Regions from separate parts of the Homo sapiens genome. Here region 2 is linked to region 1. A link is a contact called in ENCODE Hi-C data. All regions are on one chromosome and are shown on one strand. Each heading gives the region's core, a stretch centred on a gene start or an enhancer-like site at or near the end of the contact. The rest is flanking DNA. Distances are from core to core; before and after follow the strand shown.

What was found. Hi-C counts contacts between places; a loop is a spot of excess contacts on that map. Pooled maps may share reads with other maps.
Region 2: a loop to region 1 is called in a pooled map, with 15 times the contacts of the local background. The contact joins the enhancer-like site here to the promoter of VCF2 in region 1. A Hi-C loop is called at or near these places in 2 of 168 maps with a recorded cell type or tissue (CD4-positive, alpha-beta memory T cell and naive thymus-derived CD4-positive, alpha-beta T cell), 16 of 37 single-sample maps with no recorded cell type and 12 of 50 pooled maps.

What each region holds. Positions count from the first base shown.
Region 1 is chrX:55,159,838-55,162,485 of GRCh38, forward strand. It overlaps VCF2 (VCP nuclear cofactor family member 2), which reads right to left and starts at 1,348. Exons shown (of 3, transcript NM_001166701.4): 1 at 1,300-1,348. The coding sequence starts at 1,319. RefSeq lists enhancers at 1,011-1,310, 1,136-1,636, 1,637-2,137.
Region 2 is chrX:55,918,173-55,920,820 of GRCh38, forward strand. It overlaps a transcript of KLF8 not described here. Among named protein-coding and RNA genes, the nearest start is that of RRAGB, 200 kb to the left of the region's middle. RefSeq lists enhancers at 819-2,018, 1,470-1,719. Within about 2 kb of position 1,344, at least 2 of the 41 ENCODE cell types and tissues checked have a DNase peak (open chromatin) inside an H3K27ac peak, as active enhancers do.

The DNA.
Region 1 (2,648 bases), core at 98-2,597:
TACATCTTCAGTTTCAAGTTCCTTGTCAATAAGTAATCAGATTGCAGCGTTTGACATAGTTTTCACAGCACTCTATTATTAACCAGACATTTGCTTAGAGACTTACTTTTGAGTTTTTGGTACTCCTAAGAATGGCTGAGTTTACTCATTTTTATAATTTCATTACTCTTTAATCAATTCTCATCTCTAGGAGACTGAGTACTAGGAGACTCTAGGAGACTGAGTACTGAGTACAAAATGCCAAATAAAAAATCACGTAGAAAACTGCTCCTATATTACACTCCATTATGAAATGATTGATTATATATAAAGAAAAAATGACCGGGTGTAAATATTATTTTATTTCACAATGTTTATTGAGCATCCACTAAGTGCTAGGCACTCCTCCAGGTGCCAGGATAAAAGAGTGAAACAAACACATGCCACAGCTCTGCCTTCATTAGGGAGCATGGTGATGTTTGTCTTTGATCATGGTATTTTGAGTATTTGAGTATTTTGCGCTCAAGTTTTACTGAAACTTTCAACAGCTTACAATACGTTTGCATTGTTTTTAAAACAGAGTAATACTATGAAAATGATTTTTCAAAGTGTGAAGCTGAGTTTAAAAAGCGGAATGTTCATGAAACAATGTTAATCTCATTTTTTAAAATGCAACTTTACGAATGAAAAACATCTAAGGAAATTTATCACAGAATATGATTAATGGTCACGGCTGGGTGATCGGACTGTGGATAAGATTGGTTTCCTTTATTACGCTTTAACAGTCTAACCAAGTTTTCTACCATGAGATTCAGAGACGTTTGTAATGAAAGAATACATTGATAAAGGTCCATAGAACCCCAGTAACACGTGGAGAAAGATGACAAAACCAATCAGAGAAACAGAAATACCAGTTGCTAGGGTACCTAGCAGCCTCACCGAGGAAATGCCAATTTGAAAAACAGAATGCTATTGTCCACTGACTGAGTTTTCGCGAGGGACCACATCCCCACCTCACCCCCGCCTCCAGGGCTTGTAAGGCACTGACAACCAAAGAACCAGCATGTTCTTTCGGAGAAGGCTTCGCGGGATTTTTTTTCAAGCACGAAGGGCGGGGCACGAGGCAAGCAGGGCCGCGCCACCGGCCAACACTGTCACCTGCAGGTCATGAGAGCCGAGCGCCACCAACCCCGGAAGAAAATACATATCCGCTGCGTTTCCGCCCTGAGCCCCGAGATCTTGGCTGAGAAAGCAAAGCGTGATGACCGTGGGGACCAGAGCTCGGACTGGTACCGGCCGGAAAGGCCCCGACGAACTTACCGTACAGGGCAGCCTCCCATAGTCCTGCCCTCGGAACCATAGCAACCGCGCAGGAAGTTCCTGCGCCGCCGGAAAAACGCAGCCCGGAGGGCGGGGCTGGCCAAGGATTGACGGGCTCTGGGCCTGCGCATCGGAGCCCGGGGAGGTCGGCTCCTGTTTCCTCTGGGTCCGCCGCAGGCTCCCTTCCCTGCAGTTGGGAGCTGACGCCTGAGGGACGATCCGCTGAGGGTCAGGCTCTGCTGCGCGACTGCCCGAGCCGCCCCATGTTCGAGACCTGTGCCAATCCCATGGACATTCTCCTCCCACCCAGCCAGCCTCTGAACACGCTTCTCACGTGGCACACGCCCTGTCCTCGCAGCCCTCACACCGCTGATCCTCCTCGGCGACCTCAGCGCCCCCGGGGCTGACCAGGCCGTGGCCGGCGCCTCTCCGTCCTCGGGGGGGTCTCCTTCCCCCCACTTAAGTCTCTTCTGCCCGCGGTCATGCCCTGGGCCTCAGGAAAGACCGCGCCCCTCCACGATGTCCATTTCTTGCATCCCCCATTCTCATAACGGGCAGCACCCGATCGTGTCCTAACAGCTACCTCTTCCAGTGCCCCAGCATCCACAGCCTTTAGCCTCAAGGAGGCCTCCTCTCCACTAACCACAACCGCGTTCCTCACCATTCACCTTCCTTAGCCAGCTTACCCAAAGCTATTAACTCTCTCCTCCCTACTCTCCTGGCAGTCCCCCCGCCGCCAAGTAGACAAACAATGTACACCCTCCACAAGTGTACCTTCTCTGTCTAGTCTACTTACAAGATCCCTCCACAAGCACCAGCACCCAATTTTCTCATGATATTCACTGATATTCCCTTGAGAAAATAGAAGCAATCAGAGAAGAATTCACACCACTTCCCAACAGCAGTAGACCTGCACTTATAATCTTGGCTGCTTCCCTGGAGGAAGAGACAGGATCCTACTTGAGACCAGGCCCTTCACCTGGATCCTATGCCTTCCACCTTCTTAAGGGATCATCCTTTGCAGTTATGCTTTCTCCTGAATTATCATGTTCCTCTATCTGTATTTATTATCTAAAAAGTTGGCAAAGGGAGTGCTAGAGTTTAGGCTGATCCTGGTTCTTGCTGTTAAGTAGGTGATCTCACAGGGGGCTGCATTCCCTGAGGATGGAAGGGAAGATGTGGAAAGTGGCTGATTCAAGAACTAAAGATCATGCCATAAAGGAAGCCTAACCCAGCTAGGGGCTAGGTGACCCTGCAGCCGAGGCTGTGGAGTAGACAGCCCTGGACAGGGGACTTTTAGACTGCCATGTTTGTCGCTGCATTGTGCAATTTTAACAAGAATCCTGCTA
Region 2 (2,648 bases), core at 94-2,593, 760 kb after region 1:
TAGACTCAGCAGTCTAAGGATATCTTAATCATGATTGTCCCCAGTGCCTAGAACATAGAAGGAACCCAGTGAATACTTGTTGAGGGAATAAGTCAATCAATGAGTTTGGGGAAATTATCTACCTATCTTGAGACTTTCTGGCAGATTATACATCATTTTTCATGTTCCTGGTCAACTATATGTAGATCATGCATATAGGTACCCAGACAGAGATATACATGCTCATTCAGAAATTGCCATCCAATCCTGATACATGCAAACTCATAAAGATATATCTCCACACAAATGAATACTTGGCATATTTGTTTTCTGATGCTGTAAAATGTACCACAAAATGGGTGCCTTAAAACAGCAGAAATTTATTCTCTCACAGTTCTTGAGGCTAGAAATCTGAAATAAAAAATAAAAGTATTGGCAAGGCCATGCTCCATCGAAAACCTCTAGAAAGAATCCTTCCTGGTCTCTTTCAGCTTCTGGTAAGTCCAGATATTCCTTGGCTTGTGGCAGTATAACTCTAATTTCTGTCTCTCTCTTCACATGGCTATGTCTGTGTGTATATGAGCGTGTCCGTGTGTGTGTGTGTGTGTGTGTCTTCACTTGTCACTTTCCTCTTCTTTATAAGGACACCAGTCATAATGAATTAGGGCCACCTTAATGATTTCATCTTGATTACATTTGCAAAGACTTTATTTTCAAATAATGTCACATTCACAAGTACTGATGGCTAGGACTTCAACATATCATTTTAAAGGTCACATTACCACCCAAAATGGTCTTCCTTTGGCCCTCCAAAATTTATGCCCTTCCCATGGGCAAAACACATTCACTCTATCACAACATCTCCAAAAGTTCTAACCCATTCCGGCATCAATTCTAAGTCTTAAAAATCTCACCTAAATTTAATCAACTCAAAGAGTCCCAAAACTCATCTTCTACTTCATCTGCGTAAGGAAGGATGAGACTCAGGGTGTGGTCCATCCTGGGGCAAAATTTCTCTCTTCTGTGGACCTGTGAAACCTAGAAAAAAAGTTAGCTGCTCCCAAAATACAATGGAGTTTTCAGATTAAGAGGGTGGATAGAAGGCATGACTAGCTTGCAGCTCCTGGTCAGACTGATAGAGCAGTGTGTGGAGACTCACTTCGTGAACTTTTGCTCCCAAGAACTACCACAGGAACACACCAGGAAAGCCAAGAAAATCCAGAGATCCTTTGAAGGAACTGGATTACCGCTGCAAACTCCTGAGACACTGAAAAACTGTGAGCCTGCTTGCTCTCTCAACAGGGAGGTTCGTGGTCTGGGGCGAGTTCTCAGCCCTGGTCACCGGCTGCCTCGAAATAGACTCAGTGATGTTGGCGGGGGCATGGGGGAAGTGAAACCCGCTTTTAGGATTGCAGGCTGTGTGAGAGCTGGGTGAGGCCTGTGACTGCCAGGTGTCCCGCACTTCCCTGGCTACCTGTATGACTCAGCAGAAGCAGCCATAATCCCCCGGGAATATAACACCATTAGACAGGGAACCACACCCCAGCCCCTACAGCAGCCACAGCAAGCCCGGCCCAAGGATAGGCTGAGCTCAGACATGCCTATCTCTGCCCCCACCTGGTGGTCTTTCTCTACCTGCTAGCTGAAGGCAAAGGTCATAATATTTTGGGAGCTCTGTGGCCCTGCCTGCTGCCTGAGAAACCTGAATACTTAACCAGGTGTCTCTAGGGCAAGTTTGCCTCCTCCCTATAGGACTGCAGCTATTGCACTCTTGAAAGCACCACTTCCTGGCTGGAGGCCAACCAACACAAAACCAGCCCACTAAACAAAAACACAACCAAGGACCTGCACCAAGTCCACTTCACTTCCCTGCTACCTCCACCAGAGCAGATGCTGGTATCCACGGCTACAAGACCTGAAGATGAATCATATCACAGGAGTCTTTGCAGAAACTCCCCAGTACCAGCTCAGAGCATGGTAGCTCCCCCGGGTGGCTAGACCTAGAAGAGCAAAAACAATTACTACAGTTCCTCTGTACTGTAGGAAGCCCCATTCCTAGGGGAAGGGGGAAAACACCACATCAAGGGAGCACCCCGTGGGACAAAATAATCTGATCAACAGCCCTTGAATTCCAGATCTTCCCTCTGACATGGTCTACCCAAATGAGAAGGATACAAAAAAAACAATTCTGGTAATATGACAAAACAAGGATCTTTAACATACCCAAAATATCCTGCCAGCTCACCAGCAATGGATCCAAACCATGACGAAATCTTTGAACTGCGAGAAAAAGAATTCAGAATGTCTGTCATTAAGCTAATCAAGGAGGCAATAGAAAAAGGTGAAGTCCAACTTAAGTAAATCAAAAACATGATACAGGATAGGAAAGGAAAATTCTTCAGTGAAATACATAGCATAAATAAAAAACAATCACAGCTTCTGGAAATCAAGGACACACTTAGAGAAATGCAAAATGCAGTGGAAAATCTCAGCAATAAAATCAAACAAGCAGAAAGAACTTCAGAGCTCGAAGACAAGACTTTTGAATTAACCCAGTCCATCAAAGACAAAGAAAAAAGAATTTTAAAAAATGAACAAAGCCTCCAAGAAGTTTGGGACTATGTTAAATATCCAAACCTAAGAATAATTGGTGTTCCTGATGATGAAGA